Regions from separate parts of the Homo sapiens genome. Here all the other regions are linked to region 2. The links are chromatin contacts, found by Hi-C or POLR2A ChIA-PET in ENCODE. All regions are on one chromosome and are shown on one strand. Each heading gives the region's core, a stretch centred on a gene start or an enhancer-like site at or near the end of the contact. The rest is flanking DNA. Distances are from core to core; before and after follow the strand shown.

What was found. A loop is a pair of places that touch in the nucleus more often than their neighbours do. ChIA-PET counts read pairs that join two places held with the same protein, here RNA polymerase II (POLR2A). Pooled maps may share reads with other maps.
Region 1: a map of HepG2 shows a loop between it and region 2 (6-fold over the local background). The contact joins two enhancer-like sites. A Hi-C loop is called at or near these places in 4 of 168 maps with a recorded cell type or tissue (Caco-2, Calu3, HepG2 and 1 more), 5 of 37 single-sample maps with no recorded cell type and 11 of 50 pooled maps. POLR2A ChIA-PET finds 5 or more read pairs at or near these places in 2 of 52 experiments (HepG2 and activated T-cell).
Region 3: a loop to region 2 is called in a pooled map, with 2.4 times the contacts of the local background. The contact joins two enhancer-like sites. A Hi-C loop is called at or near these places in 1 of 168 maps with a recorded cell type or tissue (Caco-2) and 1 of 50 pooled maps. POLR2A ChIA-PET finds 5 or more read pairs at or near these places in 2 of 52 experiments (AG04449 and WTC11).

What each region holds. Positions count from the first base shown.
Region 1 is chr2:207,818,382-207,821,539 of GRCh38, reverse strand. PLEKHM3 (pleckstrin homology domain containing M3) reads left to right here. Exons shown (of 8, transcript NM_001080475.3): 8 at 1-252. Among named protein-coding and RNA genes, the nearest start is that of FZD5, 50 kb to the right of the region's middle. Within about 2 kb of position 1,344, at least 5 of the 41 ENCODE cell types and tissues checked have a DNase peak (open chromatin) inside an H3K27ac peak, as active enhancers do.
Region 2 is chr2:207,973,097-207,976,270 of GRCh38, reverse strand. All of the region lies in intron 3 of PLEKHM3 (pleckstrin homology domain containing M3), which reads left to right. Among named protein-coding and RNA genes, the nearest start is that of PLEKHM3, 51 kb to the left of the region's middle. Within about 2 kb of position 1,835, at least 2 of the 41 ENCODE cell types and tissues checked have a DNase peak (open chromatin) inside an H3K27ac peak, as active enhancers do.
Region 3 is chr2:207,795,475-207,798,566 of GRCh38, reverse strand. No RefSeq gene overlaps it. Among named protein-coding and RNA genes, the nearest start is that of FZD5, 27 kb to the right of the region's middle. RefSeq lists enhancers at 849-1,833, 1,834-2,819. Within about 2 kb of position 1,471, at least 8 of the 41 ENCODE cell types and tissues checked have a DNase peak (open chromatin) inside an H3K27ac peak, as active enhancers do.

The sequences.
Region 1 (3,158 bases), core at 95-2,594, 150 kb after region 2:
AGTAGCTAATGTGCTAACTTATATATGTGTTCTTTCTGTTTTTTGGATTTTACCTTTTGTTTTGGCATAACTTATCTATATTTTTGTTTACATTATTTTAAAAATATCAGTAACTGTAATAATATAAAATTGAAGTTGTATTGTTGACAATACCTCTAGTTTTTAAGGTCATCTGTCACATAATTTAAGTGCACCAGTTCCTAATGTATAAAGTTCTCTCTCTCTCTCTCTCAATAAACAATGCAGAAAATACTTTCCTTTCTCATAACAACTTGATTAAAATACTGCTCTTGAGGGGGTGGTGAAAGCCCAAGGTGAGCCCTATATATTAATTCAAAGTCAAGATTTGAGCTTTATTGAAAATGAGCCACAGCCAGGTGCGGAGCCCAAGGCAGGCAGATCACCTAAAGTCGAGAGTTCGAGACCAGCCTGGCCAACATGGCAAAACCCCCTCTCTACTAAAAATACACAAATTAGCCAGGCATGATGGTGGGCACCTGTAATCCCAGCTACTCAGGGGAGGCTGAGGCAGGGAGAATTGCTTGAACCTTGGAGGCGGAGGCTGCAGTGAGCTGAGATCGTGCCACTGCACTCCAGCCTGGGCGACAGAGCACGACTCTGTCTCAAAAAAAAAAAAAAAAAAAAAAAAGAACCACTTTTAAATTATCTCAAGTATCTTACAGATAGACTTTTAAAACAATTCATCAACCTACAATATTCTCATCAGCCCTTTCCATGCTCATGAAAAATGTAGTGTAACTTTTAAAAAGATGCAGGTGTAGTGTCATGGGCCTTATTTGCTGAATCTAAGCATGATTGCTTTCAGTTCCAAGACAAAGCTGCCAAAGCTCATGCATGGATGTTCTCCCACCAAAGCTTTTCCCCAAGCCTTCTGGCCCTGATTCCATTTCACCATTCCTGCACTCTCCAAATTAGATGGCCAAGTGCCAGGTGGCCAGCTAGGCAAAAGTGTTGGTCCTTCCTTCAGGGACCATATTTTGGGAGCAAAGAAGGAGCAAAGAGTGGAGAGTAAAGAAAAACTTCCTCCTCAAAACGGCAGCTCTCTGGGAGTTGAGAAATGATCAGAAATATCTGCAGGGCCTCATGCCTGGGCTGACCCTCACCCACTCAAAAGGCCAGGGGTACAACAACTATCCACTTGGAACCTTTAGAAGGCTCGATTTAAACTCACTTTCCCAAAGGAAGACATGGAAAAGAGACTAGAAAAGGTTCTTCTGGTAAAACATTTACCAAGATGAACCCTGAGCCTTACACCCTAAGACACACCTAAACAAGTTTATGCCTGGCCCCTCCCACTCCACCCTCAGGAAATCGGCCTGGGCTCACACCCACTCTGTCCAAGAAATAACTGGACTTCGTCGTCACACGAAACCTGCCACAATCCACGATAAAGAGAAACGGGTTAATGTTTCACTGAACCAAACTAGACATACGATGTAGTCAGAGCCTGGATTCATAATCAGATGAATCACACAGGACAGGTTAGCTTTCCCCCAGTTGTAGGAAACTGGCAAGGCTGGATAACTCCAGGAAGTTCTGACATCAAAGAGAAGATAGGCAAAAATGTGTCAGAACCGTGGAAAGAGACACTATTTTGTTCATCTCTTATCCTCAGGAGATGAGGATGATTGAATCTCCCTTAATTGTTTCCCATGTCCTGTTCTTTGATGACGGCTCAACATGATGGTTTAAATCCATGGTTCCTGCATTCGAAACACAGAAATAAAAGCAAAATCTCCGGGCCTCATCACAGACAATTGACTCAGAATCTCTCCGGATGGGGCTTGAGTATTTGTATTTTTTAAAAGCTCCCTGGGTGACCCGATGCATTCTGGAGGTGAAGAACCACTAGCTTAAACGAAGCAAGTTGCCTTGAAATAAACATTTGTTTGCTGTATTGATGGTCCACAGTGGGAACAGTGCCAAGAGGAATTGGAAGGAAGAACCGCGGTAGCTGCCCTGCAGTTAACAGCTGTTGCTTCTCTTCTTCCTAAAAGTCACAGCACTTTGGAACTTGCTGCTCATGGACTGCAATTGTTTGCATAAAGCCTTACCTTTACACCCCTTTTATTTTCTTCCAGGGTGTGATTAGCATGTATTTATCAGTATATCTCATTGCCAGAGAGCATTAGTGAATAGAAGTGTCCAGGTCGCAGCTGCAGGCAACTAAGCTGGCCTAAAAGGAGAGCTCTGTATGCTCCCATTCATTTTTTCATTCCTCCCAGTTATCCTGTGATTGGTCCTCAAATGCATGTGAGAGTCCGCTCCCAGTTGAGGCCAATCCAATGAATGTGAACCTCACACTCTGGATGGTGGTTTTTAAAACAGAAAATCACACCAGGCGAGGTGGCTCATGCCTGTAATCCTAGCACTTTGGGAGGCCAAGGCAGGTGGATCACCTGAGGTCAGGAGTTGAAGACCAGCCTGGCCAACATGGTGACACCCTGTCTCTACCAAAAATACAAAAATTAGCCGGGCTTGGTGGTGTGTGCCTGTAATCCCAGCTACTCAGGAGGCTGAGGCAGAAGAATCACTTGAACTCGGGAGGCAGAGGTTGCAGTGAGGTGAGATCGTGCCACTGAACTCCAGCCTGGGCAACAAGAACGAAACTCCATCTCAAAAAAATTAATTACTTTAATTAAACAAAATAGAAAATCACTAGGTGCTTCTTGCCCAGAAAGGCTTAGGAAATTCAGGAAATCTTGGGCTATGTCCAGATTCATCTTGCTTCCATAGAAGAACTAAGGTTTTGGGGAGGTTTTTTTTGTTTCTTTTCTTTTTTTTTTTTTTTTAAGCTCTGTCTCCCAGGCTGGAGTGCAATGACACGATCTTGGCTCACTGCAACCTCCACCTCCCAGGTTCAGACGATTCTCCTGCCTCGGCCTCCTGAGTAGCTGGGATTACAGGCATGAGCCACCACGCCTGGCTAATTTTTTTTTTTTTTTTTTTTTTTTTTTTGAGACGGAGTTTTACTCTTGCTGTCCAGGCTGGAATGCAAGGGCACGATCTCCAGCTCACCTCAACCTCCGCCTCCCAGGCTCAAGCGATCCTCCTGCCTCAGCCTCCCGAGTAGCTGGGATTACAGGCATATGCCACCACACCCGGCTAATTTTGTATTTTTAGTAGAGATGGGGTTT
Region 2 (3,174 bases), core at 586-3,085:
ATTCAAGTCCAAAGCTGACTACTAAAACTCCTTAGGCAAGGAAAATGGCCACAGTCAGTAACTGTCATTGATCTTGACCTTGTCAAATCGTCTTAAGGTGAAATCTAGAAAATCAGTCTTGACAGAAAATGTGGGGGTGGCTAAAAGCGGAGTAAATGATGATTCAGCAGATGACCACTGAGTCACTATGGGCTTATGCCCATCATGGGGAAGCCCAGGCCTTCTGGAACTGCTATGTAAGGATGAGATGCAAAGTGGAGTTTGAGGTCAACAATCTTATTTTGTAAAAGCTTGTTACTTCATCTTTCCTCTACTCCCCATTCTTTCCACCTTTCCTGAAACAGTAAAATTACCAAAAAAAAAAAAAAAAATTGTGCCAGGTGCAGTGGCTCACACCTGAAATCCCAGCACTTCGGGAGGCCAAGGCAGGTGGATTACTTGAGGTCAGGAGTTCAAGACCAGCCTGGCCAACATAGTGAAACCCCATCTCTACTAAAAGTGCAAAAATTCGTCAGGCTTGGTGGTGGGTGCTTGTAATCCCAGCTACTCAGGAGGCTGAGGCAGGAGAATCACTTGAACCCAGGAGGCAGAGGTTGCAGTGAGCCAAGATTGAGACTGCACCACTGTACTCCAGCCTGGGCGACAGAGCGACACTCCATCTCAAAAAAAAAAAAAAAAAAAAAAAAAAGCTTTTAAAACCTCACTGAACCCGATCTAGATATCTGTTATAAACTAAATAAAATTATTTTCCTTCCATTAAACCCCACAGTTTGTGACATTAAATTTACCATGAGAATGGCTTTAAATGGAAATCTGATTTGGAAGGTTTTAATTCAAGTCTATTAGGTTTAACATGTTGTTTAAAAATCATCAAGAAGCTCACCACCAGCCAAAACCACATTTAAAATTTTGTCCTTGCTCCTGCATTGAAAAAAGCCAAATAAAGGTGGCCATTGAAAACCCACGTTTTGAACTTAGGTTAGTTATGATGCTAGTCTTTTCTATGGAAAATAAATTACCCAGAGTGAGGACTGAGTGAATCATCCTTGCTTTGACTCAAGGGCCTCAGTGATTGTGGACCAGAAACTTGCAGAGTGGGATCAGAGAGACCAGAAACACTGAGCCAGTTAAGAAGCTCTACTAGACTGGGCGCGGTGGCTCACACCTGTAATCCCAGCACTTTGGGAGGCCGAGGCGGGCGGATCACAAGGTCAGGAGTTCGAGACCAGCCTGGCCAATATGGTGAAACCCCGTCTCTACTAAAAATACAAAATTAGCCGGGTGTGGTGGTGGGCGCCTGTAATCCCAGCTACTCGGGAGGCTGAGCAGGAGAATCGCTTGAACCTGGGAGGCGGAGGTTTCAGTGAGCTGAGATTGCACCACTGCACTCCAGCCTGGTTGACAGAGTGAGACTCCATCTCAAAAAAAAAAAAAAGAAGCTCTACTAGTTTATATATATGTATCTGTAGGTATGAAAGACCTGTGTTAAGTCACCCAGATACTTTTGGAAAATGGTTTTGAAATGATGAGATACTAGTTTTAGCAGTTTTTTAAAAAAATAGAAATTACTGACATTTCAGTGTCTTATACTAGTACATATATTTTTAAGTTCAGACATTCAATAATAATTTACTAAGTGCTTACTCTGGACATCCTGGAATTATGGTACACTTCCGTGGCTTTAGATTACAGACGTGGTCAGCAAATCTGTTGTGTTATTGGAGTAAGGAAGAACAGCTCAGCTTAGTTCTCAAGATGTGGAGATTGGAGTAGCTGAATCAAGAAACTTTCTAGTAAAAGAGGGAAGAAAAGCCTCAGGTATTTCACAAGAGGTATTGCCTAATTCACCTCCCTCTCAGAAGTGTGCCTTCTGATGGAGTGTGCACTGCCCATGCTCTGCACTGCATTCGTAGCATTCCTGACACTCAAGAGGAAGGAGAAATGTAGGTAAGAAGGTGCCATTCAGCAAGCTCATTCGCATCCGGCAGCTGGAGAAATGAAATCAGGAAAAAAAGAAAAGTGAGCAAAAGAAGGAGAAGGAAGCTGAGTAGAAAAGAACAGGAAACGTATTATTATAATATAATGGGCAGGAATAGAAATTTCTGGCAGCTGCCTTAGTTAGGTTCCATATGATAGGATGCTTCCCTTTGCTGTCTAAATTTTGTGCTCACGAAATTTGGCTTGTGGAGGATAGGTTGGGTAAGGGTAGTAGTACGGAATCAGGGGAGGAAGGCAGTCTAAAATTTATTTGCACTGCTTGACTTTTAACTTTGTGCTTTGGTTCGGAGTTTTAACGAACGGGGCAGAGAGAGACAGGTTTCTAATTTGGGACAGGGAGAAGTCAGTCTTATTTTGTATAGTGTGGCACATTCCAAAAAAAAAGAAAAGAAAGAAAAGCTGTTCCATTTATATGCCCTTTCTTCCCTCAGAAAGTGCTGCATTCAGTTGCTTTGTGATACTTGTGGTTTACCAGGTTGTTTTTCATACCAGCACTTGAACTCTGGTTTTCTTTCTTTTTTTTCTTTTTTTTTGAGATGGAGTTTCGCTCTCGTTGCCCAGGTTGGAGTGCAATGGCATGATCTCGGCTCACTGCAACCTCCGCCTCCTGGGTTCAAGTGATTCTCCTGCCTCAGCCTCCTGAGTAGCTGGGATTACAGGCATGCGCCACCACGCCTGGCTAATTTTGTACTTTTAGTAGAGATGAGGGTTTCTCCATGTTGGTCAGGCTGGTCTCAAACTCCCGACCTCAGGTGATCCGCTTGCCTCAGCCTCCCAAAGTGCTGGGATTACAGGCGTAAGCCACCGCCTGTGCCAGGCTGAACTCTGGTTTTCTAGGTAAGAATACTTTATTTCCTGATCTCCTGTAGGGGGCAGAGTCTCAAAAGAAAAAGGCCAAAACCTGTTAAGCAAACTTCTGAATGTTTTTTAAATTACCTGGGAGACTGTTCATTATATCAGAGATTATTATAGCAGATGGAACGTTAAAAATTGATCTGTGTTTCTCACAAACACAGTTAATCTAAACCAGCTGCTTCTTCCTTTTGTACCTATGTCTTCTAACTTTGCATCCTCATAAAAACACACCTTCAGTGAAAAAGCTGGTGGCATAGCATGTTGATCTTCCAAAATGCCAAAAACTTCAGCACATTGTTTTTGATGAGTTTTGGCTTTACG
Region 3 (3,092 bases), core at 222-2,721, 180 kb after region 2:
GCCTGTATCTTGTGCTGACCTCCTATCTCACACTGTGACTTAGAATGTCTTCACCTCCTGGGAATGCAGCCCAGTAGGTCTCAGCCTTATTTTACCCAGTCCCTGTCCAAGATGGAGTCGCTCTGGTTCAAACGCTTCTGACACCACCATGACCAGTTTCAAGTTACCAGCATGATGTCGCTAAATGGAGAGTTGGGAAAAGCAGTAGACTAGCACACTATATTCCACAGAACTTCTACCATACAGATACAACAGACGTAACCTCCAAAGCACAGATACAAACACAGTCAAATAATTAGTAAGTGATGAGTTCTGTGTATTTATTACCTTTGTTCTAAACATAATTTACTTAATTATAAGTTTATGTAATAAACTTTTTATTTATTTTTTTTTTTAGGCACTCTCACTCTGTTGCCCAGGCTGGAGTGCAATGGCGCTATCTCAGCTCACTGCAACCTCCGCCTCCTGGGTTCAAGAGATTCTCCTTCCTCAGCCTCCCGAGTAGCTGGGATTACAGGCATGTGCCACCACATCCGGCTAATTTTTGTATTTCTAGTGGAGACGCGGTTTCACTATGTTGGTCAGGCTAGTCTCGAACTCCCGACCTCAAGTGATCCACCCACCTCGGCCTCCCAAAGTGCTGGGATTACAGGTGTGAGCCACCGCGCCCAGCCTATTTATTTATTTTTTGAAACGAGGTCTCATTGTGTTCCCCGGGCTGATTTCAAACTTCTGGGCTCAATCAGTCCTCCCACCTCAGGCTTACCAATGGCTATGTTTAACCATTCGCTTACTAAATTCTTTTTTTTTTTTTTTTTTTTGAGACGGAGTCTCGCTGTGTCATCAAGGCTGGAGTGCAGTGGCACGATCTTGGCTCACTGCAAGCTCCGCCTCCCGGGTTCACGCCATTCTCCTGCCTCAGCCTCCCGAGTAGCTGAGGCTGGGACTACAGGCTCCCGCCACCATGCCCAGCTAATTTTTTGTATTTTTAGTAGAGACAGGGTGTCACCGTGTTAGCCAGGATGGTCTCGATCTCCCGACCTCGTGATCTGCCCGCCTCGGCCCCCCAAAGTGCTGGGATTACAGGCTTCAGCCACCATGCCCGGCCACTAAATTCTTGAAGTTTAACAACCAGCTCTGGCTTCCTCACACTGCTGTCTCTAAGTCTGTTCTTTCTCACCTGTGAATTGGAAAGCACAGCAAGCAATCATGCTTAGAGGCGAGGATTAAAGAAGAGTGTGCCCTTGAGTGCACAGGAAAGAGTTCGTGACTGTTCTTGGTCAAGAGGACCTCAAACAGAAAGTTACTTGCTCCCCCTGGCTGGGCCAGGAGAGCAGCCATGTGGGGCTTGTAGCAACTCACTGCACACAGGGCAGCCGTTTTCAGAATTCCAAGGGGAGAAAGCAGCCAGAAAAGGGTGTGAGCTCACCCTGTAGGCCCAGGAATTGACCCTTGGGCCTGGCTTGAGAAACAAGAGCTAAGCAGTCAGGCAGCCGGCTCCACCCCTCCACTTTACACAGAGGCCACTTACACTGTTTGCTAAAATCAAGACCCTTCTTTTGAGGTAGATCAGGTTACAGGTAAGGTGATTATTGTTTCTAATGGTCTGCAAACAGCTTCTCAACTGTTAACCCCTCCAGCATCTGGGGACACTTGGACAAGCCCTGCCTGGGCAGAGCTACTCAAGCCCCCTGAGCTCAGAGGACTGAAATATGTCCCAAGAACGGGGCCGGAGTTAGTGGGGTCCCAGGCCAGCCAACAGGTTGAGGCTGAGCGCTCGGCACCCATCTTCCCCAAATAGCCTGTGACTCCCTCCTGGCAGTCTCATTCCTGGGAGTTTAAGCCAGGGACTGGAGAACTCATTTGGCTTTGGAGACAAGCCAAATCTTGTCTGCAGAGCAAGTAAATAAAAGAGGCAGGATCAAGTGGCACTACATCCTTTGTGCCTGTCAGACTCTGAATTCTAGGCCCCCACTGCCCATCAGTGGGAGCTTGGGCAAGTTACTAATGTTCTCTGTGCCTCAGTTTCCTCATAATGTATAATGAGGATAAAATGGTATCCACCCTGAGGAGTTATGGGCCAAATTATAGGCAAATGCATGGAGAGCACTTAGCAAAATACCTGGCACATAACAAGTACACAATAAATAGTAACTGCTATTACTATTATTTTAGTAATATTTTAATGCGTGTAGATATTCTTTTTTTGTTGTTTCCTCGAGAGAGAGTCTTGCTCTGTCGCCCAGCCTGGAGTGCAATGGCACGATCTCAGCTCACTGCAACCTCCACCTCCTGGGTTCAAGTGATTCTCCTGCCTCAGCCTCCCAAGTAGCTGGGATTACAGGCATGTGCCACCATGCCGGGCTAATTTTTTGTATTTTTAGTAGAGACAGGGTTTCAGCATGTAGGCAAGGCTGGTCTCGAACTCCTGACCTCAGATGATCCACTCGCCTTGGCCTCCCAAAGTGCTGGGATTACAGGCGTGAGCCACCACACCCGGCCGCATGTAGATATTCTTATAGTTAATAAAATGCAAATCCATTTAGAAGCATTGCATTTAATTAATATGCTTTTCTTTTCTGTATTTTCCCATTCAGTAGATATAAAAAGTGTCATAAAGGGCCATCTTTGGGGTGTTTAGACTTTTAAAAACAGTCCTCATTCTTGGGAAACCACTGATCTAGCCTATGAGAGATCAGCACTGTCTCCATGTACCTCAAGAGGGCTCAGGCCCATGAAAGATGACAGGATTTTGCACAGTTGAAATGGGAAAAAAAGGCCAGGCACGGTGGCTCATGCTTGTAATCCCAGCACTTTGGGAGGTTGAGGTGGGTGGATCACCCGAGGTCAGGAGTTTGAGACCAGCCTGGCCAACATGGTGAAACCCCATCTCTACTAAAAATACAAAAATTAGCTGGGCACGATGGCAGGCGCCTGTAGTCCCAGCTGCTCGGGAGGCTGAGGCAAGAGAATTGCTTGAACTCAGGAAGCGGAGGTTGCAGTGAGCCACGATTGTGCCACTGCACTCCAGCCTAGGCAACAGAGCAAGACTCTGTCTCAAAAAAAAGAAAAAGAAATGGAAAAATAGGCAA